2 separate regions of the Homo sapiens genome follow, and region 1 is linked to region 2. A link is a loop called in an ENCODE intact Hi-C map of the cell type or tissue named here. Cell type or tissue: MCF 10A. All regions are shown on one strand. Each heading gives the region's core, and the rest is flanking DNA. Links, peaks and the distances in the headings are about the cores only. Region 1 has its middle 38 kb from the start of CDCP1. Region 2 overlaps CDCP1 (CUB domain containing protein 1).

Evidence for each region. A loop is a pair of places that touch in the nucleus more often than their neighbours do. Peaks named below come from ENCODE experiments on the same cell type or tissue, not always from the same donor. Only the 100,000 strongest peaks of a DNase experiment are listed, where the experiment ranks them.
Region 1: it touches region 2 in a loop (2.1-fold over the local background); 10 of 110 quality-filtered maps call a loop at or near these places.

The regions. Positions count from the first base shown.
Region 1 is chr3:45,176,284-45,192,343 of GRCh38, forward strand. No RefSeq gene overlaps it. Among named protein-coding and RNA genes, the nearest start is that of CDCP1, 38 kb to the left of the region's middle. In MCF 10A, for the core only: no CTCF peak of the experiment used is centred there; a DNase peak (open chromatin) is centred at 7,148.
Region 2 is chr3:45,113,863-45,129,922 of GRCh38, forward strand. CDCP1 (CUB domain containing protein 1) reads right to left here. Exons shown (of 9, transcript NM_022842.5): 2 at 4,550-4,759. Among named protein-coding and RNA genes, the nearest start is that of CDCP1, 24 kb to the right of the region's middle. RefSeq lists enhancers at 10,115-10,616, 10,617-11,116 and a silencer at 14,434-14,678. In MCF 10A, for the core only: no CTCF peak of the experiment used is centred there; DNase peaks (open chromatin) are centred at 9,389, 10,169, 10,679 and 11,979.

The sequences.
Region 1 (16,060 bases), core at 4,284-9,283, 59 kb after region 2:
CTGGAGACCTCAACTCCAAGACTTTATGACAATCCTTCCTGCTGGTCTAGACTGCAGCGGAGAAAAATGAATATTGCTCAGAAGTTACCTGGAAGCTCTGCCAGGGAGGGGGAATGCACCCTAGGGGGAGATCCTGGGCTTTAGAACCAACTTCTCTGGGCTGGAATCCTGCCACTGCCAGATAAATGGATTGTGTGCATCCCTGGGCAGGTTACAATGCCTCTGAGCTTCAGTTTTCTCATCTATAAAATGGGTATAATGACTCCTGCTTTGCAGAGTTGTAATTGTAAATGAGCTGCTATAAAATATGTAAGTGTTTGGCATAGTTCCAGATACAGCTTTTCCTGAATGCACGCTTTATTTTATCAAGAATTCTTCACTCTATTCCTCCATAGGGCCTCTTGCCTTCAGGATTGATGGAGCTTTGACCAAGCCCCAAATCAGCTTTATGCAGGACTGTCAAAGCTGGGTCCTCCAGGACTTAATTTTCCAGCTCACTGGGAAGGCCCCTTACCTCCAAATGCAGCTCTTCCTCTGGCCTGCCTGGGCTTGACATTCCACCAAAGCCAGTTCTTCGCACCTTTTTCATCTCCAGGAAGCCCCTGTCCATCACTAACATCTGCTGATTGTATGGCACTTGCTTTATCCTGTTCAAACTACCTTTTGGTCTTTCCAGTAGCCTTGGGAAGTAAATTGGAGATTCGTTCCAAGGTTACTCAGCTGGAAAGGGAGGAGCTGGGATTTGAACCTAACATTCCCTGTGAAGTTCTCAGCTAGAAGCAGTCTGAGTTCTTAACTCCAGGCACTACTATGTTGCCTTGCGAGCCACGTGCTACCACTCTACGTAAGGTACAAACAAGTTAATCATTATCAGTTAAAAATAAAATATTAAGGGCCAGGTGCAGTGGCTCATGCCTGTAATTCCAGCACTTTGGGAGGCTGAGGACTGCTTGAGCCTAGGAGTCTGAAACCAGCCTGGGCAACATAGTGAGATGCTGTCTCTACAAAAAAATAATAAAAATTAGCCAGGCAAGATGGCATGCCCTGTAGCCCTAACTACTTGGGAGGCTGAGGTGGGAGGATCATTTGATCTTGGGAGGTCAAGGCTGCAGTGAGCTGTGATTGTGCCACTGCACTCCAGCCTGGGTGACAGAGTGAGACCCTGTCTCAAAAATACATATATACATAAAACATTAAGAGCTTTCCCTTCCAGCACTTTGGGAGGCTGAGGCAGGCAGATCACGAGGTCAGGAGATCAAGACCATCTTGGCTAACACGGTGAAACCCCGTCTCTACTAAAAATACAAAAAATCAGCCAGGTGTGGCAGCGGGCATCTGTAGTCCCAGCTACTGGGGAGGTTGAGGCAGGAGAATGGCGTGAACCAGGGAGGCAGAGCTTGCAGTGAGCCGAGATTACTGCACTCCAGCCTGGGAGACAGAGCAAGACTCCGTCTCAAAAAAAAAAAAAAAAAAAAAAAGAGCTTTCCCTGTGTCTCAGGTGCCCTGTCTACATCATATCTACCCCAGTGTCTCCAGACCTCAAAACAGTGCCTGACCCATAGAATTTTATGAGAATAGATAGATAGATAGATAGATAGGTCACTGTCCTTTATGTTTCAGGCTGTCTGCTAAGTGCTTAACATCTAATTTATCTTATTTAGTCCTCCTAGCAGCCTTCCAAGGTGTCTCTGGCTCCATTTTACATACAAGAACAACAAGGAGAAGTTGAATACCTTGCCCACATTCACACATTTGTTTGGCAGCAGAGCCTGAAATAGAGCCCCAGACGCAGGATTCCAGGGTCTGATCCCAAGCCCTTAAGCACTACGCCTCACTGCCATCCACATGAAAAATGATCTAGGAAATGTTTACAAGACGAAGCGTGGAGAAGTCACTGCAGACAAGGGAGCCAGCCTGAGGACAGACCAAAGGGGTGAAGCTGCCCTGTGTGTTCAGAGTCACTGGAGAACAAAACGTGAGAGAGGCCACACAGCTGACAGCAGGGGCACTGCCTCTAGTGAGAACACCCTCCAGGGAGTGTGCGAGCTGGAGCTTGTGGCGTCATTTGAAAGCACTCTTCTTGGCCCTGCCTTTGGGGAACAGTGTCCAGGTTCCAGCATCACCACCAGTCACCTCTTACCACCAGGCCCAACTGCCAAGGGAGCAGGCGGCGCCACTGCCTCCAGCATCTGCCCGGGAGGTCCTGGCATGGAGGGCTGCCTCTTCTGTGGAATGTCTGTGGTCACAGTGGTAATCAGAGAAGTGGGTTTATGTTTCTGGGTTAAAAAAACAAACAAGCGCAAACAGCTTCTAACCTGCCTGGATCCGGGAAGCCGTGAGGTGCACTGTGTACCAGGAGCGTGGCTCTGGAGTAATAATCTGAGGCAGGACCCCAGCTCCCCCACTTTCCTCTCCTGTGAGGCTTGGACTGATCTCTTAACCACCTACTGAAGGTACAATTTCTCAGTTTTTCCAATTGTAACTTGGCACACACAATACTCTTTTTTGACAGCTGGCTCTAAAGGCAGCGGGCACAGCCCCACTCAATATCACGTGTCCTATAATGATAACTCTTGGCATAACACCCTGGAGGTACTAACCGGTGTGCTCCCCCAGTCTCAGGACAGATTCCCCCAGAACCTAGGTCAAGAATTTGGGTGACAGCAATTTTTTTTTTTTGAGACAGGGTCTCACTCTGTCACCCAGGCTGCAGTGCATTGGCACCATCTCAGCAGCCTCCACCTCCTTGGTTGAAGCAATTCTTGTGCCACACTTCCCGAGTAGCTGGGATAACAGGCATGTGCCACCATCCCTGGCTAATCTTTGTATTTTAAATACAGATGGGGTTTCACCATGTTGCCCAAGCGGGTCTTGAACTCCTGACTTCAAGCGAACTGCTTACCTTGGCCTTCCAAAATGCTGGGATTATAGGCAAGAGCCTGGCTGGGTGCCAGCAATTTATTAAGGGAGTCTTCCCAGGACAGCCCAGTAAGGGAGGGAGTGGAGAAAGCAAGTGAGGTAAGGGGGAGAAGCCTGGCCAGGGGAAGGTTTCAGAAGGGACAGCCTCAGCCAGGTCCCTGGGGAGCTCTGGGTTTGTCTTGCCTGAAGGCACAGGAGCTGGTGTTTGTCCCTGACAGCAGTCAGTTATTGGCCACAGGCTGCTGGGGGTGGAGCGGGGATGTAAAACTCCCAGACTCTCCACAAGGGCCCAGTGGCTGTGGTGCCCAGGTCTTGGAGGGGTCGGTCCCAAGGAGCAAACACAAAGAAGCTGGGGAGGGACCACACAGCTGTGAAAGGGGTTGGAAGAGATCTGCATGAACTTGAATTTCCACACTTGTATTCTAAGGTCCTTCGCCAAGCCCAGGTGGCTGGGACCAGGACTCATGACTTTGCCAGAGAATAAAGTTGACAAAATCTTGACGTTTACATTTGAAAGCCTTCATCAGGTGTAAGACAGAAGATGTTTGGAAGAAAACATGACCTAGTTTCTCTCCCCAAGATAACTGGCTGGCCTTGGAAGGGCCCCCTGCCCGCAGGGCACCCTAGTTGGCTGTATTTGAGGCCAGGTTGGAGTTCTCTCCAGGATATGAGGATCAGACAGTGTCTTCTGGCTGCTGTTGGGGGGCAGCCAGAGGGAACTGATGCTCAGAGGGGTTAGGTACCTTGCCCAAGGACATGAGCAGGTGAGTGGAGCTGGGATTTGAATGTGTAACTGCAATGCTTGTATTTGTTATCTATTGATGCATAACAAATTACTCCAAACTGTAGTGGCATTAAACAACAAACATTTACTATCCCGCAGTTTCAGTGGGTCAGGAATTCAGAAGCAGCTTAGCCGAGTGGTTCTGGCTCAGGGTCTCTCGTGAAGTTGTAGTCAAGTTATCAGCCAGGGATGCAGTCATCTAAAGGCTCAACCGGGGCTGGAGGATCGAATACCAAGCAGATCACTCACACCCCTCATGACTGGAGGCTTCGGTTCCTTGCCACTGTGTTGTTCCTAGGGCTGCTTGATTATGCCCATGATTTGGCAGCTGGCTTCCCCCAGAGCAAGAAGCCCAAGAGAGACAGCAAGTAGGAAGCCAAAATGCCTTGTATGTCCCAATCTTGACATCACACACCACCTCTTCTGCACATTTTATTAGTTAGAAGCAAGTCACTAAGGACACCCACACTTAAGGCAAGGGGAATTCGTCCCACTGTATAAAGCGAGATGTATCAGACAAATTAAGGGTTTGTTTTAAAACCCCACAGTCTATACAGCTGTTCCCCGGCTTGCAGATGGCCTCAGGAGTGCTGCTGATTAAGGACCCCTGTGTCATTCTGCCACTCAAGGGGACGCTCCCCTACTCTCATGCTGCACACCTCTTGCCCAGGCCTGGAACTCCTGGCCAGTTCTGCCCTCCAAATCTCCTCTCGGCTTCTTCAAGCATCTCAGTTCCATTTCCAGGGATGGGTGAGAGATGCTCTGAGACCTGTGGGACTTGGTGTCTCAGAAGTTCACATTTGTGGAAAAGAGGTTCAATTGGCCACATCCACCAAGTAGAGTTGGAGGTGTCTCTGTAGGGGTGAGGCAGAGTGTCTCTGACCAGAAGATCCAGTCCCCATGAAAGACTCATCCAGCGCTCAGCATACAGAACCTTTGATCTGAGGACCAAGAAGTACTTAGTCTCATCACCTCATTTATCTCTCTAGGGTATCTGTGAGCCAGCTGGGAAAACTGGGGGAGAGGTGGTTTTTCCTGACCTAGTTTCAAGGAGGTCAAGCTGAGGCTAGAACACAGGTGACCACTGGCAGCCTCTGCCGAGCCTTCTGCCACTCTGGGCTTTGCATTGGGGTGTGGTGGCATGAGGGTTTGCCTCGCAGGCCTCCAGTTACGGCAGTACAGCTGGCCCAGGGCCCCCCTGGCTCTAGAATCCATCCCCTGGCTTGTGCTGACGTCAAGACGGAGTGCAGCAGGGATACTAAAGCTGGCCCGAGCCTGGAAGCTGGGGGATTCCTCCCCTACCTTTGGCTCAAGGATTCCCCGATGACTTTACTGAACCTCCCCTAGACGGCACAGCAGTCCAGGGTGCTCCTACTCAGCCTGCCTTTCTCCTTCACTGGGAGTCAGGGTTGCCAGATGCAACACAGGACGCCCAGGAAAATCTGAATACTAGATAAACAAAGAATTATTCGTGTAAGTATGGCTCAAACATTGCATGGGATATTCTTATACTAAAAAGATTATTTGTTGTTTATCTGAAATTCATATTTACCTGATTATCCTGGCTATTTGACAAATTTGGTGACCCTCTTTGGGGTCAGACTCACACTGTAGCCTGGTCTGCTCCTTCTTACTTTCTGTCATATATGCATTTCCTCCAACAAAATCTTTTCCTGTTTAATCCTTTCTTAATCTCTGTTTCTCAGAGGACTGGGACTAACACAGTGGGGATGGCGGGGTGGGGCGGGGCGGGGTGGGGTGAACGTTTGCAATGTGGGCAGGCTTGATTTACAAACATCTAGTTTCATTAGAGCTGGCGTGGTCCTGGGAGTGGGATCCTCTTTGGCTGCTCAAAGTCACAGTAGTGAGGGAAAGGGGAGCTACTCTCCCAGGGTCCAAGTTGAAATGCAGCTTCCCTTTCAAGCGTAAAGAAGTTCTGGAACAGTTCTCTAACTTTAGGATGCCCAAGAATTCCGTGGGGAATACAAAGGAAATGCAGCTTCCAGGGTCTATCCCCTGAGAGATTCCATTTCTGTGGGTCTGGGGATGGGATCAGCAATTTGCATTTTTGCAGGCTTCACAGGTGATTCTGAAACCATCACAGGGAAAATAACTCTGCATATGTTGTAAAACTTTCCATGGATGCCAGTGCCCATGCTTATTTGATGCTCTCCCCAGCTGATAATTGATTAGTGTTTAGTAGTGAAGGTATCAAGGCTAGGAGTAAGTTTGCTTTCCCTTCTTCCCTCCACCTTTTTTTTTTTTTTTTGACAGAGTCTCATTATGTCGCCCAGGCTGGAGTGCAGTGGTGCCATCTCTACTCACCGCAATCTCTGCCTCCTGGGTTCAAGCAATTCTCGTGCTTCAGCCTCCCTAGTAGCCAGGATTACAGGCGTGCACCACCACGCCCAGCTAATTTTTGTATTTTTTAGTAGAGACAGGGTTTCACCATGTTGGCCAGGCTGGTCTCCAACTCCTGACCTCAGGTGATCCGCCCGCCTTGACCTCCCAAAGTGCCGGGATTACAGGCACGAGCCACCGCACCCGGCCTCACACTTATTTTTTGAAGCCCTTCTCTAGGTTAGAAAAAAATTGCTAAGAGTTTTGGTGCCTGAGAAGGTATGGTATGCTTTTTAACATCTGATAAAGAGAGCAGCATAAACCATTTTCCCCCTTGCTTCCTAGGAGGCTCAGTACAAGATTTTGTGTAAATTATAGTATTCTTTCTAAATCAGGACTTCTTTTCTTTATCTTTCTTTCTTTTTTTTTTTTTTTATTGGTTGAGAAGGGGTCTTGCTCTGTCACCCAGCCTGGAGTGCAGCGGCATGATCATAGCCCCCTGCAACCTCGAATTCCTGGTCTCAAAAGATCTTCCCACCTCAGCATTCCAGGTAGCTGGGACTACAGGAACACACCAACATGCCTGCCTCATTTTTTTAGTTTCTGTAGAGACAAGGTCTTGCTATGTTGACCAGGCTGGTCTCCAACTCTTGGCCTCAAGCTACCCTCACGCCTGGGCCTCCCAGAGTGCTGGGATTACAGGCTTAACCCACCCAGCCTGGTTTAAATCAGGATTCCTGACACAAGGAATTCTTGCCTGCTGCCAAGCAAAGGCACATGCATGGACTTCATTACATTGTTACTGTTCTTCCATTCCAGGCCTTGAGAGTGGATTGTTTCTTTGTTTCTTATTGTAAACAGCAGCCTCCAGTCGTTTCAGAAGTAAGCACCGTAAAAACCAGTCCTCACTTATCTGACTCCTGAGAGTTGGAGGTGCTTCCAGTGGGCCAGGTTAATCTGTTTCTGTGCTTCCGTGGGAGGTTTAAAGCTGCAGAGAGGGTGTGGCAAAACAGGTGCCACCCTTGCAGGCAGAGCTGGGTGGAGGTGGATGGTGTAACCAGTGTGTTTGGAATGGGTGTTGGCTAATTCTGATCCCAGGCAGGCAGGCAGGCAGGCAGGCAGGCAGGCAGGCGAGGTGAGGCAGAGAATGAATGTGCTGACTCATGCACTTCTCAGTTTCTCTTAGGGCGGAGGGCTGCCCCCAGGGGAGCTGGGGAATCTGGAAAGAAAAAGATGACAGTGGAGCTTAATATGAAGGCTGGGAAGAGTCTCAGCCACAAAAGTTCAAGGCCTCTTTCATTTGAACATTCCACCAGCAACCGTGTACTAAGGACCTATGAAGTGCAGGCCCTGCACTAGGGGCTGGATCTAGGGCCATCAGGATATCTGCCACCCCAGTCACTCAGGCCATCAAGTTCTTAGTTTTGGATCTGCCTTTGAGGACATCTGCCTGAGGTTGAAAGAATCTGGCTTCCTTCTTTTTTATTTCCCAGCATCTTTAAGCAGCTGCTCTTCAGTCTCAGCAAGGTGACATAGGCAGGTCACTTGAGCCACTTCACCTGTAGAATGGGTGCTGGGGTTGGGGTGGAGGGCAGTGGGGCTCTGAATCCCACTGTCTCCTCTCCTGTGTGCTGGCGTAAGCTCCTCTGCCTCTGGCACTGCGATGGCTGCACGTTCTGATAGAAGCCTGGCGGGGCAGAAGCCCTGTCCGGGGGGTCTTTATGCACCCAGCCCTAAGTACTGGCTCAGAGCCACCCCCAGAATGGGTTAACCCACTGGGTGTTTGCATCGTATTTCTGGTTTTCATTAAGGAATTACCAGCACCAGTTCGCTCTATGGACATGTAGTTTTTCTTCCAAACAGAGCTCCAGTTCTAAGGGGCTGGGGCCAGAAAGCAGAGGCTGAGTTCTGAGCAGGCTCAGTCCATCTTCTGGAGGGGCCCCAAATGGGATTCACCTAAAAGAGAGAGAGAGAGCCCCCCTCAAACACTAGACTTCAAAACATGAGGCACAAAAGTGATGATACTACCAACAGGTTTTTATGCCCAGATCAAAGGTGGCTGGAGGATATTGCCTGCAAAACAAAACCCTGGCCCAGTTGCCCCCAGCTGGCATTAGGGACAGGACAAATTCTGGCCCATAGCAGCTGGAAGACTGTGGGCAAGTCACTGGCCACCTTGGAGGCTTCCAGTCCTCCCAAGTAACATAGGGAGAATTCTGTCTCCTGTGGAGTTTTTGGGGAGATGCAGATGTGAGTACTCCAGAGACCAGGGACCAGGTAGTGTGTGGTCCTCACTGCTTTCAGCTCCCCTCTGCCTTCCAGGAAGATGAGGATGAGGATCTTGGGACTATATTCTGCAGGGGCAATAAGGAGCCATTTGGGGCCCTGCTAGGTGCATTTTTGGAAACTAAATCATAGACACATGAGCACTCTTCAAAAGTTACCGTTTCAGAACTTGGTGAACTTTCAAGGCCCCCTAACTCCACAGCGTGGGCTTGCTTCCAAACGCTGCCCACCCTTGTAGGGCAGACAATTTCCTGTCCTTATTGAAAAAGTAAACTGAAACTTACTGAACTGCAATGAGTGCATCTCTGAGTCTGTGATTACTGCTGAGTATTACATCTCTGACTGGTGAAGATCACTAATTAGCTAATGCCTGATGCTCACTGGGGTTCCTAAATGTTGTCCTTGTCCTATAAGGGAAGAGAATAAATGGAAGCGTGGAGGGGCCTGTCTGGGTCTGCAGGAGAAGAGTGAGCTCCTAGGGAAGCCCTGTCCCTTTGCCAAGGCTCACCTGGTTTCTTGGGACCTGGGTTAATGTGGTCACTTCAGAATGAGAGATTGCAGCTGGAATAATGACCTGAGCTGCAAACTCCACTTTCCAGGTGCTTCTAACCCTTCTTCCCTCTCAAATAAGTGCACTCAGCAAATTTTGTCTTAAAAATGTGGACATATTCTTACTTTCCCAGTCACTAGCATGGGGGGAAAGAAAGCACCTTTGCTTGGTAGATGTGATACTTGGCCTGATGCAGGAAGGAGACAAGCCCATGGACTGTTCCAGACGGGATCAGTGGAGAGGAGCGGGGAACTGAAAGAGAGGTGCTGCCAAGGAAGGGAGGAGTGGGGCATGGAAGACTCCCTCACCCTGTGAAGTGGACTTTCTGTTTCATTCCACAAACTCAAGCAAGACCTAAGGAAATCATGACATGCTGAGTATGGCTGTGTTTTCGTGTGTGTGTGGAAGGAAGCTGGTGTACAGCCACAGCCTGCGCATGAATTGACGGAGGACAAGACACAATAAGAAGGATGGATGAGGGCACTGCTGACCTCCGGCCGGGCCTAGCCACAATGTCAGTCCCTGCTCTCAGGGAGGCCCTATCTTGAAGAAGACAGGCTACTGACTTGATGGTGTCCCCACCCACAGGCTGCTTTGGTGGCTTTGAGGCTGGGTGATCTTCATGGAGATCTCTATTAATTATGTCTTGACCTTGCAAGGAGAGAAGAAAAGGCCCTTTCCCCCTTGCCCTGAGTTTCTCTTCTAAGGGTCTGGCCAGGACTGTAGGGTACCCGGAGGGGCCAGGCAGGGGACTGTGAATACAAGCCAGGGAGGAGGAAAAGGGAGAGCTACTGGGTCCAGTCCTGTCCAAGGGGTCACTGCTGCACATCTCTCCTCAGCATTGCCCTGGGCCCCAGGTTGCAGAAGCTGATTTATTTTATATTTATTTCTTTGTTTATTGAGATGGAGCCTCGCTCTGTCACCCAGGCTGGAGTGCAGTGGTGTGATCTCGGCTCACTGCAACCTCTGCCTCCCAGGTTCAAGCTATTCTCCTGCCTCAGCCTCCCAAGTAGGTGGGATTACAGGCACCTGCCACCATGCCTAGCTAATTTTTGTATTTTTAGTAGAGACGGGGTTTCACCATGTTGGCCAGCCTGGTCTCAAACTCCTGAACTCGGAGTCCTGGCCGACCTCGGCCTCCCAAAGTGCTGGGATTGCAGGTGTGAGTCACCTTGCCCAGCCAGAATCTGATTTTTGAAGTGTGACTGGACATCTAAATGAAATCATGGGACATGAAAACATTGGTGGCTCACTAAAAAAAACTTTAGAAACAGTTTTTGTTTGTTTGTTTTTGTCAAGTAAAACCCCATCTGTATCCATCAATGGCTGAATGGATCATAAGTGTGGTCTATCTGTAAAATAGAATGTTATTTAGACATAAACAAGAATGAAGTTCTGACACATGCTACAAACCTAAAAACCGTTACGAACCTAAAAAACATTATGCTAAGTGAAAGAAGCCAGACACAAAAAGCCACACATGGCACAATTCCAATGTAATGAAATATCCGGAATAGGATTAAATCCATAGAGACAGAGAGGTTGGTGATTGTCAGGGGCTAGGGGGAGGATAGGTGGTAGGGTAAGTGTTTAATGTGTAAGGGATTCTTCTGGAGTGGTGAAAATGTTTGGAAGTGGATGGAGGTGATCGTTGCACAACTCATTGTCACTGAGTTGTTCATTTAAAAGTGGCAAATTTTATGTTATGTGGATTTCACCTCATCCCGCCCCCTCCAAAGAAAAAACTCCAACTGTCTGCCTCCATTACACATTTGCTATAAGGCTCACCTGGTGAGGAGCCTCACTCGGGCCATTCTTCCTTCCCAGGAATGAGTCTGGTAGTGTCCATGGCCCAAGTCGGGGATGGGGAGCTGGTTCCAGCGTGGCTGTGAGGTTGGGCACTGAGTGTGGGGAACCCAACAGCATGGGGTGGCTCCCTGTGCAGACCTGCTGTGATGGGCATCTCTGGTCTTCAGGAGCTGCAGTGCCAGGTTAGGGCTGGGGAGAAGCACTTGACAATGGTCTCGGGTAGCAAAAGGAGCCACAGTGATGCCTGTGCCCATCAGGAACCAAGATGGGCCCTCTCCCTGTTTTCTCGGCACCACACACACTCTGAAATTTTGGTAGAATCCAAAGGAAGTGTGGCAATGACTGCTCCTGCACATCCTCCAGGTAAAGGGACACAGAGTCACATTTAGTTTGATTTAGAAAAGAAAAAAAGTACCACTCCCAGGGGACCACCCAAAGAGCTTGGGTAACCCAGGGTCTGCAGGGAGGCAGGAGGGTGGATATACTTATCCAAGTGTACTTACCCAACCTTTTTTGGGTAAGGAAGACTAACTAAATGTGTACAGAAAAGGTGGGCATGGGCATGGTGCAGGGAATAATTGGCTTAAATAACATGAGCATCCCAGGGTAGGCCACCGTCGGGTGCACTCTTACTAGGGTGGAATGCTGCCGGGACCTGTTGTTTGTCTTTCTTCCCTTCGTATTCACTCCACTCTCAGGTGGGCTCTCTCCTGGGATCGCTAGAAGGCTGCAGCAGTCTCCCATGTCTCTCAGCAGGTGTTTCTGACTCAGCAAAAGTGGCCTTGAGTCTTGTTGTCCTCAGTTCCTGAAGCTATCACTGTGTATCAAGGGAGCCCAGGGGCAGCCCCACACTGCATCCCTAGAGTAGGTCTGGTCTCAGCCTTGCTTCAGCAAATGGACTGAAACTGGGGTAAGTATGTGGTTTTCTAGTGAAATTGGGGGATATCCCTGGAAGGAGGGTGAATGGATGCTTGGTGGTCACATAAGCAACCACAAAGTTCTAGATGGGAAGGCTTCCTGGAGGAAGTGACGTCTAAGCTGAAGGATAGAGATATCTTGGCCTTGATGGTGAGACTGCCTAGTCAGAGCAGTATGTGTGCATCTCAGAGGCGAGCCAGAGCATGCTCAGAGCCCAGGGAGTTCAGGATCTAGGGGCACGTGGTGCATGTGGGAGCATGGTGGGAGGGGCTGTTCCCGAGGTCTGGAGAACCATCCTCAAGGACTGTGTTTGCCAGGCCAAAAGGGCATCAGCTTATCCTGAAGAACATGGGGAGCCATGGAAAGCTTTTAAGCAGGGAACAAATATGGTCAGATTTGTGTGAAGCAAAGACGACTCTGGGTGCTGTGGGCAACCCCCCAACATCTATTATCTATAGAAAGTCATCAAGTCATCCTCTGTAAGGGGCTTACTATACCCACCCCTGGGAAAGACTCCTTTAATCTAATGATTTCCATCTACAAGTTTAGGTTTTTTTTTTCTTAATTTAAATTATAAAATATTTTGAACATAGAGAAAATTAGGTACCACTTACTCGGATTTAACAGAAGTTAACTTATTGCTGCAGTTGCTCAGATACTGTCATTTTATTTCAGAAATAAGAAGTAACACACATAGACACATTTCTCTTCCTGCCTGCCCAGAAAACCACTACCTCAAAGTAAGTTTCAATCTTTCCCATATATGTTTTTACACTTTTGTTATGAACATCATAATATATATACATAAGTGTGCATTGAACACTTTGTTTTTACATTTCCTTGGAATACACTTAAGAATTCTGTCTTTCTTAATTGCTTACAGCACAAAGACCAGGTCTTCACGAGTAAGCTGAAATAGAGCATTGACACTGATATTAGGCTAATTTATGCCCACGAAATGCTTTGGCCTAAACTATTCTGAGAAGCAAGGAGAACATCTGCCTTACTTCAAAAGAGCTGTTCATAAGCACAGTCTCCCACTTAATTGCTTGATAGGGTCTTGGCTTAAGCCCCAGAAAGGATCAAACAAATCATCCATATGCTCTATTGGAGTTTACATCTTTCAAAAGAGTCTTGAGTCAGTATTAAGATCTTCTGGGATCTCAGATCTTAGCTTCCTTTTATTTCCTTTCCCCCACAACCCCAAGAACAGTCCCTTAAATCACCTTGGTGCTTCCTTTCTGGGCTTCCTGCAATAGATATTTTCAAGGGCTGTTTGTGGCTGCTGTGCTTGCTGAGACCTTTCAGGCAGGCAAGGAAGACACATCCTTGGAATATGTATCAATCCTGTACAAGATTAATCGCTGTCCTTCCTGGGTAATTAACTTCCCGCCAAGCAGTCGTTTGGTCTCCTCAAGGGATAATACCATGTTGGAGCCTCAGAGTTAATCTCCATTGCTGGCAGGTAGGATACTCAGCAGCAACAAGAGCTAGAGGAGTCTCAGTGAGAGGTGAGCCATGCTATAGGCCTCTGAATAGACTCCATCTCTGCCACCCTGGCTACTCCATTTATGAGCCCACTGTGCAAACACTGAGTGTTTGAGGACAAAGACTGATGTCTAGTGGTGGAGTCATCCTGTTCACTTAGTTATTTAGTGCCTATTTTTTTTTTTTTTTTTCTGAGACGGAGTCTCACTCTGTTGCCCAGGCTGGAGTGCAGTGATGTCATCGAGGCTCACTGCAACCTCTGCCTCCCGGGTTCAAGTGATTCTCCTGCCTCAGCCTTCCGAGTAGCTGGGAATATAGGCACCTGCCACCACACCCGATTAATTTTTGTATTTTTAGTAGAGATGGGGTTTCACCATGTTGGCCAGCCTGGTCTCGAACTCCTGACCTCAGATGATCCACCCACCTCGGCCTCCCAAAGTGCTTGGATTATGGGGGTGAGCCACAGTGCCCATCCTTTAGTGCTTATTCTGCAGCAGATATTCTCTGATGGGCATTAACATGCAACACAGAGATCCTCACAATTTGTGCGTACTCTCCTAGATCCACCATCTGCCTTTTCTCCAGATCTTCTTGTCCCTGATCTCCCAATCTTGTTAGTTTAGGCCCCTCATCAACCAGCTCAGCCATTCCTCACTGCTCGTGCATCTGTGTATATTCTTATTTCAGGCCTCTCTTTCCACACAAAGCGGAGGGCCAGTGCACTTCATCCAAAGCCCGGCCCATCAGGAAGATTTCCTTGCAAGCTGCCTTTCAGGGTCACCCATGTGGGGCTGTGGTACAGCAGCAATCCGTTTCAACTGGTACCCACATATCAAGCCAACTCACGCATGAACCAAGCTCTGACTTTTCCCATCCTGTGTCAGCAGGTCATAGGAACTTCTTGTGGGGCCAAAGGGGTGGGCGGAGGGAGAGATGTCGGTGCAACAGTGATGGTGCCATGTGGGGCCGCCACCTCATCACATGGCCCACTCGTGCGCTCTGCCCTTTGTACACCTGATCCTGCCTCCACGGCTTCCATCTTTGAAGAATTGCTGCTGGGCCTGCCAACCTTATCAACTGGTGGGTCTGACATTACCCAGCTCATGATGGGCAGTTCTGGCAACAAGGTCATTTGATGTCTCATGGTCAGTCTCCCTCATGGGAGAAGTGGACAGCTTTCCCACTATGGGGTGATGGCACTTGGGTAGGTCTGATTCGCGTCTCTGGTTTTGATGGGGCTGAGAAATCAACGCTCTGAAGTTCTGCTATTTTTACAGTTGGGTCCTAAAGCTGCCCTTCAGCACGGTCTGCCTTTTGGCTATAAGAGAGGAGCCACTATGCCTTTAACCACTGCCAAGGAAGCCCTCTGACTTTCACAGTTTGAACTGATGATGACTTGTCATTGGCCTGTTATTTTCTCTCTTTAAAGCATGAATGGTGGTTAGCAAGAGCTACCCAATTTCACAGTCTTTATAATAATACTTTCTCCCTTGATTTTTTTTGTTTAAGAGATGCAGTCTCCCTTTGTCATCCAGGATGGAGTGCAGTGATGTGATTGTAGCTCATTGCAGCCTTGAACTCCTGGGCTTAAGCCATCCTCCCACCTCAGCCTCCTGAATAGCTGGGACTACAGGCATACATTACTATACCTGGCTAATTTTTTTAAAATTTACAAATTGGGGTCTCACTTTGTTACCCAGGGTGGTCTTGAACTCCTGGCCTCAAGTGATCCTATGGTCTCAGCTTCCCAAAGTGTTAGAATTACAGGCATGAACCCCTGTGCTTGGCTTCCCTTTTTTTTTTGAGACAGAGTCTCGCTCTGTCGCCCAGGCTGGAGTGCAGTGGTGTGATCTTGGCTCACTGCAAGCTCCGCCTCCCGGGTTCACACCATTCTCCTGCCTCAGCGTCCCGAGTAGCTGGGACTACAGGCGCCCGCCACCATGTCCGGCTAATTTTTTGTATTTTTAGTAGAGACGGGGTTTCACCGTATTAGCCAGGATGGTCTCAATCTCCTGACCTCGTGATCCCCTGCCTCAGCCTCCCAAAGTGCTGGGATTACAGGTATGAGCCACTGCGCCCGGCCTGCCTCCCATATTTTTTTACATGCCAGAGCCATTGTAAGATCCAGTGCATCCCCTTCCACCTATATCTTATTCCAGTTAACCACACACGAGGGTCTTTGCATTTGTGTAGCTAGAGCAAACCAGGCAGAGAAAAAACGGAAGTGATTTGTCCAGTTCACCCAGTGAGTTAAAAACCAAGCCAGCACTAGTAGTCCTTCTGAGCTCTACAGAGTAGAGAGTAGAGGTGGGGCTTTCTAGATTCCAAGAAACATAAACTCCCTCAAACTACCTCAACTAAGAGTGAGCACAGTTATTGCAAAGATCCTCATGCTCAGGAGGGCAGGGAAGCCTAAGATCCAGGCCTAGGAAACCACAGAACTAGGTCTACCAAGGCCAGATCAGTGTAGAATACCTGTGGGACCACGATGGAAGGAGCGAGGACTCTCCACTCTAGAGCTGGGGACTTGCTGTGGGCTTGCCCTCCTCTCTTCCCTCCATCCACTGGCCTTTTTTGTCCACACTTGAGAGCTAGGAAATCGGATTAGCACAACTAATCACTGTTACTGCTGGGAAGAGGTTTTACCATCAGACCACATCCTGGGCTATTGACCAGGCTGCCTCAGCTGTCATGAGACCAAGCAGGAGGTGGCAGAGCCACTGAGTGTGACCAGAGCCCTGGAACTGAGCTGCCTCGTTTTGCATCCTGGCCCCACCACAACAAGCCATATGTCCTTGGCTAAGTCATTTATCCTTTCTGCACCCACTTCTCATTTGTAAAATAGGGGATGATAATAATACCCACTGCACAGGGTTGTTAGGAGGGTTACATGAGTTAAAATTGCTTAAAGCCCTTAGAATAGTACCTGGCACATAGTCCATAGTCTGTGTTTGCCCAAAGCAAAA
Region 2 (16,060 bases), core at 7,927-12,926:
ACTTCAATGTTTATATCAAGCCACCTCTTTCTTTCAAAAGCAGACCTCAAGTGATTTTCCACGCACACCTCCAGTGTGCCCAGGGCAACATCAGTTGGCTCTGGCTAGGTTCTGTACTCTTGTGGAAACATTTAACTCTAGTAAGGCAGTGACTCTTAGCTCTGGTTCTACCTACAACTCACCTGCAGGCCGTTTAAAAACTACACATGCCTGGACCATCCCAGGGATTCTGATTTAATTCTATAGTAAAATCTGGAGTCAAAAAGCCCCATCTCCCAGCCTCAGCTCTGTCAGCAGCCATGTGACACTGTGAGAGTCAGGTTATGAAAGCAATTTTTCATTTGATGCTAAGAGCTTTGTTTTTTAGGATGAACACACAGGTAAGAGTAGTCAAAATGATTGGCATGCCTCGGAATCTTCTCCTGTACTCTGTCCAGTGAAAACATTTTAAATAACTAAAATGATTCCTGTCCAGAGGATGGAGAAGTATTATTTCTGAAGTGATTCATAAACTCATTTTCCCCAGCAGATTTCTAATTTCATTAACTCTCTTTTTTTTTTTTTTCTTTTTGGAGATGCAGTCTTGCTCTGTCACCCAAGCTGGAATGCAGTGGCACCATCTTGGCTCACTGCAACCTGTCTCCCAGGTTCAGGTGATCCTTCTGCCTCAGCCTCCCAAGTAGCTGGGACTATAGGTGTGTGCTGCCATGCCTGGGTAATTTCTTTTGTATTTTTAGTAGGGGTTTCACTATGTTGACCAGGCTGGTCTTGAACTCCTGACCTCAGGTGATCCATCTGCCTCAGCCTCCCAGAGTGCTGGGATTACAGGCATGAGCCACCATGCTCAGCCAACTTTCATTAGTTCTCATGGAACTATTCAAGAAGAGATGAGAATGGAGACATCAAATTTTATCTGATGCTGATTTCAGAATGATTGTTCAGAAAAGGCAATGAAGGGCAGGTGGACCACTGGACCTGATTCAGTGTCTAGATTTATTATTTTAGAAATTGATATTTTCATATCATTTTCAAAAGTTGTGAGCATGGGTTTTTACTACATAGTAAGCCATGTGGGCATCCTAGGATTGAGAGACTGAATGCATTCAAAGGCTTGACTTGTGAAATGTGTCACTTGTTACATTTTTCCTTTTTCAAAGTGGAAGTCACTTTATTGGTTTAACTGATTATAAAAGTAATGTACAGTCGTTTTAAAAACAAACAAAAAGACAAGTGGGTGTGGTGGTGTGTGCCCAGCTACCCCAGAGGCTGAGGTGGGAGGATCACCTGAGCCCAGGAGGTTTGAGGCTACAGTGAGCTGTGGTCACCACTGCACTCCAGCCTGGGTGACAGAAAAAAAAAAGGTGGGGGTGGGGTGGGGTGGGGCGGGGAAGTACAGAAAAGTAGAAAGAAGAAAATGTCACCTGTTCCCCTCTGCCATCCCCTATAGAGTAGTATAAAGTTAGAATTTTGGAGTTTTGGAGTTTATCCCTCCAGACTTTGGGTTCTGTATGATTGTGTGTGCATGTTTGTGTGCATGTATGTAAGTGTGCATGTGCACATGTGTGTATTTAATAGAGTAGCATCAAACTATATAAACTATTGTCCTACTATAAGCTGCATTGTTTTTAATGGAACAAAACTATTTTGGGCATCTTTCTATGTCAAATACACAAACTTACTTCATTCTCTTAGTAGCAACACACCATTCCACTGCGTTCTTAAATATATCAACGTTCTCTTTAACTCTGTAAAAGCTTCATTAAAATTTTAATTATAATTGACTTAAATTGATAAATTAATATAGGGGAGAATTTACACTTTAAAAATACTTAGTATTTCTTTTTTTTTTAAATTTTTTTAAGACAAATTCTCACTCTGTCATCCAGGCTAGAGTGCAATGGCACAATCTCGGCTCACTGCAACCTCTGCCTCCTGGGTTTGAGTGATTCTCCCACCTCAGCCTCCCGAGTAGCTGGGACTACAGGCACATGCCACCACGCCTGGCTAATTGTTTGTAAAAATATTTATTTTTCCTATCAAGGAACATGGCATATCTTTCCATTTATTTAAGTCTTCTCTTTTGTCTTTCAACAGAATTTTATATTTTGCTTCGTATACTTTATGTACTTATTAAGATAATCTCTATATATTTAATTAGAGATTCTGAATAATGGTGACCAAGGGCATGCATAATAAGCCTCCTTATGTTATTGCCTGTTTTATTGGTAATGCTGCCATATCTGATAGTTAAATATGGTATTTGCTATCAGTTCTTGATAGATGCTCTTTATTGAATTAAGAAAATAACCTTCCATTCCTGATTTACTAAGAGTGTTTTATGAAAGACATTTAAAATCTATGTTCATACTGTTCTGTTAAAAAAAAAAAAAAAAGACATCTAAAGTCATCTATTGAGATGATCATATACAGTTTTTTCTCTCTAACCTAATAATGCAAAGCATCACATTAACTGATTAGCCAGGTGGTTTATGTATCATCTATGGCAGATTTCACTCTGTAATAGAAGAGTTGAGGAGCCATAGTGTTCCGTTAAAAAAAAAAAGACATTTAAAATCATCTATTGAGATAATCATATGTAGTTTTTTCCTCTCTAACCTAATAATGCAAAGCATCACATTAACTGATTTGCCAGGTGGTTTATGTATATCGTCTACAGCAGATTTCACTCTGTAATAGCAGAGTTGAGGAGCTGTGACATGATACAAACCTCCTGGCTCACGGGCCTAAGACACCTACTATCGGACCTTATCTGAAAGAAGTTTGCCAACCTGTCTCTAGAATGGTTTGAATGTCATAGAAATTATCTGCTCCTTGAAGTTTTATAGAACTCACTTGTAAAATCATCTCTAACTAACCCAAACTGTTCTCCCCTGTCTCGGGCATTTTTTCCAATCCCCTCCTTGGTTATTTATTTATTCAGTTTTCCTACCTTTCCATGAGTCAATCCAGCCCATTAAATTTTCTTTGAAAATCATCCACTTCCTTTGGATTTTCACATTTATGATGAAAACGTTATACACAGTCTCTTACAATTTTAGAAATAGTCTCTGTATATATTGTTAAGTCCATTTTTATACCTTTAATGCTGTATATTTGTATTTTCTTTCTTTTTTCCATGAGACTAGTCAGGGATTTGTCTATTTAATTAGTCTGCAGAGAACTAGGTCTTGGTATTAGTCATTAAGTGTAGTTTTTAAAATTGATTTCTAATACTTCAATTTCTCCTTTTACTTTTGAATTCCTTCTTCCTAAGGTATGGCTTTGATTGGATGACAAATAGTGCTCTTATTCTTGTTAATACATCTATTCATCCTATTTGACATGGCCCCCTTAAAATGATTGAGAAATTATAAATGCATGTTTCCCTACCTAATTATTATTATTTCCTATGTCAATCTTCTATCCCAAGCTCAAATTATGAATAATAAAACCAAATATCTATAGTTTATTTAAGTATTATGTGTCATCCATTTTTCAATCCATTATTTTATTTTATCCTCACAACTCTCTTGTTTGGTACAATAATCCTTATTTTATAGACTAGAAAACTAAGGCATTACGCAGTTGAATAATTTGCTTAAAGTCATGTGATCACGTCACATGAGTAGTAGCCCTGGAGCTTGAAGCCAAACCCAACTCCATCATTCTCCAAAGCAGCCGTCTCTTCCACTGTGTCTTATGGATCAATTGCTCTATCTTTATCTCCTCAACTTCTTTTTTTTTTTTTTTTTGAGACGTAGTCTCGCTCTGTCACCCAGGCTGGAGTGCAGTGGTGTGTTCTGGGTTCACTGCAACTTGTGCCTCCTGAGTTCAAGTGATTTTCCTGCCTTAGCCTCCCAAATAGCTGGGATTACAGGCACCTGCCACCACCCCTGGCTAATTTTTGTGTTTTTAGTAGAGACAGGGTTTCACCATGTTGGCCAGGCTGGTCTTGATGCCCAGCTAATTTTTGTATTTTTAGTAGAGACAGGGTTTCACTGTGTTGGCCAGGTTGATCTTGAACTCCTGACCTCAGGGGATCCGCCTACCTCAGCCTCCTCAGTGCTGGGATTACAGGTGTGAACCACCACGCCCGGCCTCTCCTCAACCTTCTGATTCTTTTGTCTTCCGTATCAGCCAGATATTTTTAGCACACAGGATGAGCATCACAGACCTGAAGATCTGTAGCTTGTGGGCTTCTGTAGTGCTGCCTGAAGAGCCTATGTGCACAGTGGCTAAGTGCAAAGACTTGAAAGCCACAGTACCTGGGTTCTTCTCCTGATCTTCTGCTTACTAGTTGTGCCCACTTAGGCAAGTTCCTCTCTCTGTGAACTTCTCATAGGGCTGTTTTAAAGATTAAACAAATTAAGCTGTGTAACGCATTTAGAACTCTAACTGGCCACATCAGAGCTAAATTAAAAAACTGTAGAGTTTCAGAATAGATCTTAGCTCTCTAGCATTAGAGACTGACTTAGCATGGGAAAGACAGTCAGGGAGGTGTAGAGACATTTAAAAGACATTGTCAAACAGCTCACAAGTGTCTACTTACCAATATTTTTCTGGATCTCTATGACAAAGTGATTCTCAGGACTCTGGCAGCTAAAGGTAAAGACTATTCTTTCTCCAGACTTGATGGACAACATGGTTATATGTCTTTTAGAAATGACGATGTAACAGGGTTTTGCCAGCAGAGTCGGGGTCCCCAGCTTTATGAGAACTGTAATGTTGCTTTCTCGTGGCAGAGCAATCTCAAAAGCTTCTGAAGGAAGGAAGGAAAATGAAGTAAGCAGGATGATTTAGGTCTGCAAACTGCTGTGGTCCCCGACCCCAATCTGGTTCAGAGAGGATGTCCTCTATGACAACTTTGTTCCTTCCCTCCTTTTCTGAGAAGAAGGGTGGTGCAAAATGACAGTTCCGACCTTAGCAATGAAAAAGAACCAGGATGCTGCCAGCTGGTCACTGACATGTGTTTCTTGTTTGGATTATTAATTTTTCTACAAATTGAAAACACTATACCACATTCTAGATGTCTTGAGCAGTATGCTGTTAGATATCCCATCTGAGCAGTATTAAATAACAACCAGAGTAACCACCACACCTTTTCTCAACATGACAGTAGAACAAAGTCTACACACAGAAACCATCCATCATAGGGAGACACATTTATCTGCAAAGAGCTGCTGTCCCTTGCCCTGGGTGCTTTATATGCCCAGCACATACACACATACACACGTACGTACATACATACATATGTATGTACGTATGGTAGTGGGGGCTAGAAAAACATTTGCAGAAATTAGATATAATCATATTATATCAATGAATTTGGAAAGTTAGAGCAAAACAATGCTATTATCTCAGATTGGGGTTTAGAAAAAACACCTGAGCAAACAGTATCAAGCAAGTGAGGTGGGGGTTGGTTATTAAACAGAATTGTACAAATGTCAGAGTAGGGCTCTGGTTCACAAACAAGCCCAATCTCCTTCCCATTTGCTTTGCTTGATTGATTAAGTGCTCTTAGACCAAGAAGGGAGAGCCACTTTCTCCTTAGCTGACACTGCCCCTGCCCTATCTTGGATTCTGATTATGAGTCTCCGGGCAGCTGATGGCCTGGGAACAGCAGATGATGGGAAGATCGTCTGTAGGTAAATCCTGTGGAGGGAGCCTAGGGGCTCACAGTTCATGTAGCACCATGTTCTGGTACAAACAGCTGGTCGGGATCTGTTATCGTGCTGGCACACAAATGGTGCTTGATAAACAGTTAGTGAATGAATAGCAATCTAATCAGAAGCTTTTGTTTCCCATCTATTCTTTTTTCCCTCCTTGTAAAAATTTATTTTTAAAAAATCAACCTTATTGACAGTAATTTACACACATTAAAAAGGACTCACTCATTTTGAGAGTTTTGACAAATGTATACACTCATGTGACCACCACAATCAGGATATACAAATATTTTCCTCACCCTCAAAAGTTCCCTCAGTGCCCCTCTGCAGTCAACCTCCACTCCAAGTCCTAGAAAACTGTCAATGAGTTTGTCCTGCTCTGGACCTTCATGCAAATGGAAGCCTATAGTACTTTCTCTTTTGTAGCTGGCTGCTTCTGCTCAGCATGCTTGTGAGATTCACCCACGCTGCTGCATGGGTCAGTAGTTTCCTCCTTTTTATTGCTGAGTACTATTCCATTGACAGAATAGGCCATGATTTATTTATCCATGCACCTGCTGAATGACATCTGAGTCCTCTTCAGTGTTGGACGAGCCATGTGCTATAATTTTACCATAACTGCTAGCCTGCACAAGACTGGATGTACTTCTGCCAGCTGCCATGAGTGAGCATGCTGTATTCCCACAGCTCAGCAGCTGTATGTGATCACACATTTGGATTTCTGTCACCCTTTTCTTGTGCCTCTCTCTCCATTCTACACTCTGCTCCAACCCCACTGGCCAGCTGCTCCTTACATAGTATGGAAATTGATCTCCCAACCTTATATGAACTGTAAATATTTTCCCCAGTTTATCGTTTGCCTTTTGACCTCACTTAGAATGGTTTTTCAGGTATGAACTTTACCCTCTTTGGGCCTCTGTTCCTTCATTGTAAAATGAAGGGGTGGGGCTAGAATAACTCTACACTCCCTGCCAGCTCTGAGTCTATGACTATTACCTGAGTAAGTAGGAAGCGACTTTGTAACTGGAAGAATTCCCAACTACTGCTCAGAAATGACATATCTCTCTGGGCACCAGGGCACTGCCATGGCCAGTTTTATGACTGCAAGAGTGCTTAGATTTCCATTTTTGGGGCAAAACTTCTTGTCTTTCTGGCTTCTGCGTGTAACCCTCTCCACCTTAGTCACTGTGTTCAGGCCAGTCTTGCCTTCTTTCTTGAACACACCAACCTCTTTCCCACCTCAGGGCCTTTGCACATGCTGGTCCTGACACCAAAAGTGCTTTCTCTAGAAAAAGCTGGCTCCTTGTTGTCATTCCGGTCTCAGCACAAAGGTCACATTTTCAGAGTGGCCTTCCCTGACCAGCCCACCTAAAGTGCTCCCCTCCCCCCACCACTTCAGTCCTCCTGAACCCTGCGCTTGATGTCCGTGAGCTCCTACAGGAGGCAGCAGGAACTTGCCCGTATTTTTTAGTGGTAGCCCCACGACCAAGGCAGTGCCTGATCCCCACGAGGAGACAAAACGTTTTAAGCCCCAAAACAACTCCATATAAAACTATTAGTCCCTGTGTGCTTGTCTTCACCGCATTTAATTTCTCATAGACATACTACCATTCCCATATTTTACTTTCGGCTAATAAATCCTGGCAAGAACAAGGGACTATGCATCTTTTAATTAATAGCTTGAGAGAGAATATATTCTCAGGGGCAGAAGTTTTATTTGCTCAAATGCTTGGTCTTCAAGCAGTGTGGCCATTTAGAATCTTCTGAGGCTGAGGAGTTCCTCAAGATGTCAGATTAAAAATGAATCCAGATCTATGTTCAGAAACCCAGTTGCCAGGTTTATATCTGAGCTGTATATTACAACTCTTGTGTTCTTTTTCTGTAATCATGAAAACGTCTAACTGTGTTATTTGTAAAAAAAATTCTTGGAGCCCTCAGTCTCTCCAAGTTGGGCTAATTCACCAGCAAGTGAAGCTGAGTCCAATCTGAGGCTACAGCCCATCTAGCTATGTTACCAATTTCTTTCTTATTCCCATTTCCCCTTCTGTCAGCTTTTTTATCCTTTATTTAAAAATTCCTGCCCCTATGATCATTATTTTAAATCAGTGCTAGACGCTAAGCAGAGCTGCATTGCCTAAGGCTAGAGATGGGGAGAGGGAATGGAGTACCAGGGGGCAAAGCAGACCGTGCAGGGTGAGGGGACTGTTTTGTATCTTGACGATAGCAGTGATTACACCTTGTATACAAATGCCAAAATTCATCAAACTGTACACTTAAAATTGATGATGTTTATTTTATGTAAGCTATACCTTAATAAAAAGAAAAAGTGTTCAAAAGATCATGTTTTCACACAAAGTAGGCATGTAATAAATTAATAAAAGAATAATCATTACCACAGTTAAAATATGGTTTAATAATATTTTGGGGGAAGCCTAGGTATATGTAATATTTTAAATCTCTTTAACTTAGATTCAGAGAAGACCAAAGCTGATCTCACCAAAATCTCTCCACTCAGTTCTTCTCTGTTGTTTGGCCAGGTTAGTACCCAAAATAATTCTGGGTATATGGCAAGGTATTCTTTTATAATGACAGTCAAAGAAAAATGTATAATCTGTATTTTTTTTTTTTTTTTTGAGACGGAATCTCACTCTGTTGCCCAGGCTGGAGTGCGGTGGCGCAACCTCGGCTCACTGCAACCTCCGCCTCCTGGGCTCAAGCTATTCTCCTGCCTCAGCCTCCCGAGTAGCTGGGACTAAAGGCATGTGCCACCACGCTCAGCTAATTTTTGTATTTTTAGTAGAGCTGGGGTTTCACCATGTTGGCCAAGCTGGTCTTGAACTCCTGACCTCAGGTGATCCACCCACCTCAGCCTCCCAAAGTGCTGGGATTACAGGCGTGAGCCATTGTGCCCAGCCAGAAAAATGTATAATCTCTTTTAGAAATTTTTTTTTGAGACAGAGTTTCCCTCTGTTGCCCAGGCCGGAGTGCAATGGCGTGATCTTGGCAACCTCTGCCTTTGGGACTCAAGTGATTCTCGTGCCTCAGTCTCCCGAGTAGCTGGGACTACAGGTGTGCCACCACGCCTGGCTAATTTTTGTATTTTGTAGTAAAGAGGGGGTTTCACCATGTTGGCTGGGCTGGTCTTGAACTCCTGGCCTCAAGTGATTTGCCCACCTCGGCCTCCCAAAGTGCTGGGATTACAGGTGTGAGCCACTGCACCTGGCCTAGAAATTCATTTTTTAAAGAATTTTGGAAATGATGTATTCATTCGACAAACATTTTCTGGGTTCATAATCTATTCTAGGGACACACTTGGTGCAAATGACTTAATGATAAAAACAGCCAGAGTCCCTGCCCTTAGGGAATTAATAGCCTAGACTAAGGGCCTACAAATGGTCTGTGATAAAGTTCTAAGCCCTAGTAGGTATAACAAGGGCTCTGGGAATCTGTACTGGTCTATGCTGAGACGTAGGGATTTTTTTTTTTTTGGTCCATGGTGAGAAGTAGGGATTCGCTTTTACTTTTTTTTCCATATGGAGAGCCCATTGTTCCAACTCTAAGCGTTGAATATACCAGTCCTTCCTTCATGAATTACTAATGCTACTTCTGTTGTTTCTATTTTTTATTTATGGTCTTTCACACAAACTCATTTTGCAATCAAGGAAGATGAAACCTTACGAGGGTTAAATGACTCACTCCTGGTAGATGTTTAACGTCTTAATATGTTTCTTTGCCCTGGCTGAGATGATCAACCCAGCACGTTCTACTGTCCAGCTGTAGTTTGTAACTATTCTTTGGTATACCAGACCAGAGAATTTGGGCTTGAGTAATCCCCCACCTGGTGTCCAGCTCATAGTTCAGAGGAAACAACTAAGCTAAAGACACATGATAGGCAAAGCTGAATTTAGCTACCTTTCCAACAGGAGGAGATGACTTATATTATAGGCTCTTTTCTAGGGTCACAGCCAAGGACACATCACTCACATGGCTGTCATTTTTAATGATCCCCCTCATCCTAACTGATAAATAAGTTAGCTAGAAGGGGTGAACAGGAGCAAGAAGATAATGATTCAACACCTTGTACATACTTGAAATGTGGACTCTCTCCTGACCCCCACCAATTCTGCCACTCTGGAGGCATTTATTTCGCTGCAATAAAAACAGTGGTAAAATCCCCACTGCTTAAGTAGAGTAACTTGTCAGCTCATTTGATCACAAATGCTTGGATCACATCTCTTTCTTTTGCCTCCCCAGGAATTTGGTATTTCATTGGTCTAATATTTCAGAAAATCATTACCCAGGTTCAGAGAAACTTAGAAATGCTCCAGATTCTGGTGTGACTTTGAGGCTTTATGGGCTGAAAGGCATCCAAGCTTTCACTAGAGCAGTGCATGGGCTCCTGGGCTTAGGGCATTTGGAAAAGCTTACAAGGCACAGGCTTGGGCTCCTGAGTCACACACAGCTCTTTTCTTCAGCTCTCCTGCCTCCTGACCTCTCCTTATTAGGACACCTTTGTGAGCATCTGCCTCACCAGCTCCTTCCTGGGCAGGCAGGGTTGGGGGAAGAATTTCCATTTGTTTTAATCATCATTCATGATTCACCATTCATTAATCACCATATCACACATCCCTGTTATTTCTTCTCCCTGCCATCCTATTTCTTTGCAATTCTCGATTCTAGTAAGGGAAACTAATGTAGGGGAGGGAATTCCAGGTGATAAACACCGGAAGTCATTTTTCTCCCAGATCTGTCAAATACAGTTTAAAAGACTGGCAAAATAACTGGCAACCCGTCTAAAATTTGTAGACGAATTGGAACAAGTTGCCTCAATTCTGGGTGTGGTTGCCTGTGGGACTCGGCTCTCATTCACCTTCTCTGTCCAAGGAAGATGGACTGAGCAGCTCCCAGCCAGGGCTGGGCTCAGCCTAGGCACCAGGAGATACATATTAAGATGCATGGTGCCCTGGAGGAGTGCCCAGGATGCCAAGGGAGGCAGACTCAGAAACCAAGAAGTTTGTGGCTGCTCAGTCACGGCTTGCATGTGAGTCAGGTTCCACTTATGGCCAAAATAGCCCTGTCCTCTCTTAGGAAGAGGTCACATTGCAGACCAACATTCCATTCTCAACAAGTCCAGCAGCTGGTGTTTCCTCCATCCATGGAGCAGATCCCTGCTTTTCAGACTGAGCATCAGATAAGTCGTGATATGCTTTTAGGGGCCAGGTTTGCAAAATACGTTTCATTAAATTGTGGATGTGCACACCATGGGAGCCCCAGGATGTCCAGCAGATTGGCAAGTTTATACCCTACCTCATATCCACCCCAAGGGGACACACACACCATTGCAATGATTTCTCCCAACCTTTATTCCCTGCAGGGAGCGAGTGTTGAATTCACACACATTGAATGAACATTTGCCTGTCTGTTCATTAGACCCAAATAGTAATTTTAGGACACCAGGGAACTTCAAGGTACTCTGAAGACATTGAGGGTCTGCTATCAACCATCTGGGGGTGGTGGTCAAGGAGGGCTTCACAGAAGGCGTATGACTTAAGATGGGTCTAAAAGAATGGATATGAGTGTGCCAACCAGGAACTGTGAGATGACTGTCAGGAAGGACAGATGGAAGGAATAGCAGGTGCAAAGATGCCAAGATATGAAAATCATGGCTTCCTTGGAGCCACTCTGGGGAGTTTGATTTGGCCAGAGTTTTGTTTGGGTGGGTAGAGGAGGCTGGAGAAGTGGGAAAGGGCTTGGTTGTTGGCCACGGAGTTTGGGCTTCACCCACTGGGACCAGCACACCTTAGCAGCTTGGTGTGGTGGTGAAGAGTACAGATTCTAGAATCAAACTGTCTAGGGTCAATTCCCGGCACTACCACTCACCCAGATGTGCTTCCTTGGGCAAATTCCTTAGCTTCTTGGTGCCTCACTTTCCTCATCTGCAAACAGGATAATAATGAAATTCCTGTAAGGCCTAAATGAGTTAATACCTACAAAGTGCTTAGAATGGTGCCAGGTAGTCAATCAATATTGGCTGTTAGTATTGTTGATATTATCAATGATAGCATATTACAACTACTACTAGCAGCGATGGGGCACCATTGAAGGGTGCTAAGCAGACAACTATAGCAGCAGTTTGGCTCTGAGTCTAAAGCCTACAGTCCTGGCTGGCTGGGTGGGGACTACGTAAGGCAGGCAAAGCACTGAAGAGGCAAACCTTAAGGAGGCACTCACTGTCAGGGCAGTGCCACTTAAGGAAGCAAGTATGAGTGCCTCCTTAAATTCTGCACACCTTATCTGCCTCACCTAGCCATGGCCCTGGCCCTGATCATTGGCTATTAATAGGCCCTTCTACATGTTGACTCATGTGACTCCAGCACCCTCACTGAGACCAGAGAAGTGACCTCCCTTCTCCAAGTTTGCTGAACTCAGGAGGCAGCTGGGACATTCTGGTTCAACCCTGGCACCTCTGCAGTCTCCACCCACCCAGGGTACCACAATGAGCTGCCCTCATAGAAGCTGCCAAGGCTGGTCAAGTTACCTAGCAGAAGAGGAGCAACTGCTGCCATTCTTTGTCTCTCTCTCTTTCTTTCTTTCTTTCTTTCTTTCTTTCTTTCTTTCTTTCTTTCTTTCTTTCTTTCTTTCTTTCCTTCTTTCTCTCTCTCTCTCTTTCTTTCTTTCCTTCCTTCCTTCTTTCTTTCCTTCCTTTCTTCCTTCCTTCCTTCTTCTCTCTCTCTCTCTCTGTTTCTTTTTTTTGTCTACCCTGGAGGTGACAGAAACTGCCATTCTTATTAAGTGAATGCAGTTGTTGGCTGATTCCAGGAAGTGGGGAGTCACCTCCAACAGAATTCATTCTAACAGTGCCTGCTGTGGGAGGGGTGGGGGTGCCAGATAGTCACATCGCCAAACTTGGAGTCTTCCTAGTCCAGTGGACCTGAGGCAGTGAGGCCTAAAGGCATAGAGAGACAACTGGTTTAGACACTCAAAATCCACGTGTCATTGACTTGGCCGGGTCCATTTACAGACTGGTAAATTGAGGTGTAAGTCTTGCCAACAACAGGAAGACCACTGATCTGCCTACCTGGAAATAGTTCATTTCCACCTTCACATAAGAAAGAACTAGAACATGAATTGCCATTTCAAGGGCTAATCATTCTCTCTTGGATGGGAGAAAAACCTTTGGAATCTAGACACCAGGCCTGTCTAAATAGTAACAACAACAAACATTTAATGATTCCTTAATATTAGGCAGCCCCGTGCATATGTTTATAAATATTTATAAATCCCCACAACCACTCCATAAAGTAGGTTCTAATATTAAACCCCATTGTACAGATGAAGAAACTGAGGCTTGGGTAGGTTAAGTAATGTACCCAGGCATATATGATTAATAAGAGGTAGAGACAAGTTTTGTGTCCCAGCTCTGACACCGGTGCCCGGGGCATGATAAATGACTATTCATCAGAGCTAGCCCCGCCCGAAGAACTCCACACACAACCAGGAACTTTCTGATGATGGTGCGTTGTTCTTACCAACAAAGTCAATCAAGGTAGAATGAAGTATTTCCAAGCTGCTGGCTTTCTAGGATATCAAAAGGAAAACATATTTGTTTTAAATGGTCCAACAAGCACACTGTATTACTGCAAATCCTCCTTCATGTCAAAGTAATTTGAAAGTATAGTTGGAATTTAAGCTTAAGATTTAAATTCCACAGAATTTGAAATGTTTGGGGCGTGGTTGTTCTTTTGTATTGTTCTTTTTTGGCAGTGCCAGGTGTAAGGTTCTAAGAAAGGGAACTGGCATGGTTCCACTGCTGATGGCTCCACAGCTTCATGAGGTCTGCCCGGGGGGTGTGGGCATGGGAAGTTAATGTGGCTGAGTTAGTGGCAAAAGAAAAGCAGCCATGATTCTAGAACAAAGCACTGGGAATGAAAGGCCAGTGCCAAGTTTTAGCAGAAAAGCATGCTATAGAAGCCCTGGCCTGCAGGACTCACTTCTCTAGACAGCTGTCAATGAGACTCATGGGAAAATCCGATGCAAGTTTGAGTCAATTTCAACCAGGCTTCTGCTTTGGCTTCACAGGAAATGCTTCTTCCTAAAAGAGACCTCCACCTGTCCTTCTGGGTATCTGAGCTGTAAAGCCTTTCATCCACTGGTTTGGAAGTCAAGTAGGACCTGCCAGGACCTGCCAATTCCCATTCCCCACCCCACTCCTTCCACCTTATTCCCATGGCTGGTTTCAGGAAAGAGCCTGTCAAGACAGCAGGGCAAATCTCTCATTCTCCCTCTGAGAAGTAAAGGGATGTGAAATGATGGCTGCTTACCAGACTCCCCTAGAAAGAAGCTGGGGCAAGGTACAGCCGTCAGGCCAAGCTGAGGAAATGCTTTCAGGCTACTGTTGCAGGTCTGGAGAAAGGGATGGGTGGCAGGGCAGGTGACCATCCCATTCCCCAACCCCAACGGCAGGTGCACCTCCCAACTGAAGATACTGTGCCACAGGTGGCTACAAGAACTTGCCTGCCATTCTGCCATTATAGGCTCTCCAAAGGAAAGGACCACATTAAACACTGCAGTGATCAGTTAACACCCAGGAAGGATTGGACATAGACCCTAGTTATCAAGAAAGGACCTGGGGAGTGATCAAGCACAACCTCCCACCTGCAGTGGGCCTGAGACACAGGACTGCACTGGGAAGTCAGGGCAGGGAAGAAGGCCCGAGGGAGTAGGACAAGGGCATGCACAGTGCAGGTGGGAAGTGCAGAGACAACTTGCTGCAAAATGTTGATGAAGGCCGACTCTGGCCACATCTCTCAAGATCATTTTGCCATGAGTTACTGTCATGCCAGGTGCTGGCATACAAAGATGAACAAGGCCGGGCTCCAACTTCCAGAATTATATCCAGTGACCTCAGGGCTCAAGAGACATCAGGGTCCCACCCCCTCAGTGAGAGAGACACAAAGTTCCCATTAAAATAGTCTACTATTTCCACAGCTCTTAGATTAATTACAGAAGAGAGTAAAATTAAGTTCCAATAGCAACGTTGAAAAGAACCATGTGCACGCTTAGTCAATCCAACTTGTTGGAACAGTTTATCAACACGGGACTGTTTTATACATTCATTCACTCCCTACTCTTAATTCTCAAGGTCCTTAAGAAAGAAAATGATATGTGATGATGCAAGTTGTTTCTTTTATTTATTTTACTTTTTTGAGACAGAGTCTTGCTCTTGTTGCCCAGGCTGGAGTGCAATGGCACAATCTCAGCTCACCACAACCTCTGCCTTCCAGGTTCAAGTGATTCTCCTGCCTCAGCCTCCCGAGTAGCTGGGATTACAGGTGCCCGCCACCATGCCTGGCTAATCTGTGTACTTTCAGTAGAACGGGGTTTCACCATATTGGCCAGACTGGTCTGGAACTCCTGACCTCAGGTGATACACCTGCCTTAGCCTCCCAAAGTGCTGGGATTACAGGCGTGAGACACTGTGCCTGGCCAAGTTATTTATTTTCTAAAGTAACTGAACCATTCCTCAAAAGCAATGCTAGCAGTTCACTGTCTGCAGTGCTTATGCTTTGAATCATTTTTCTAAAGTGGTGACAGGTTTGCACAGAACCATCCAAACTCTTCTGTTGCATTTTTCCCTTTTATGATCAAAGACACATGCCATATGAGAGAGGTGGCCCTGTCTGGGTCACAGTCTATATCACAGTCTGTAGCAAAAGGACACATCTGCGTATAAACCCCTCTGAGACTGAGGCCATCTTAAGGCTCCTTGTCAATCCAAAACACGGACATTAACATTTAATTCCAGATTGAATCACACCGTATCGGTGAAGGAATGGTTTCCAAGAGGACCACAGAGGTAAGAAAGCTGCATAATAACAGACTTTGAACACGGGAATTGCAGAATTAAATAACAAATATAACTCACCTTGTGACCACTGTAAATAATTCATACAAGATGCTAAAATGCCACAAGGCTACTTTAAATCACATTAACATTTTATGAAATGTTAAAAAGATTTATTTTGTTAAACCTTGAAGTGTGAGTCACGAGGACCATGAAAGTCACTGAGGATCACAAGGATGGCTGGAGAAAAATCAAAGGAGTGGATTAAAAAACCCATCTGTATGTACACTCAGGGACACACACGCAAAGGCCCACAGCTCCCCTCCCTCACCTGCTAAATGTTTAGAAGTTACTGAATTTCCAGTGTCTTTAGTATTCCCTCCAGAGTACCTCATTCCAATGGTCCAACCTTGCCATCAGAGATTAAATAGTTGTTCAAGTTCTTCTGACAAAAAGTCAGCAGCGGGGTGGTTAAACAAAAATCCACACACAAAAGACTTGATATAAATCCTATTTATATCAAGTTCAAGAAGACAAAACCAATCTGTGC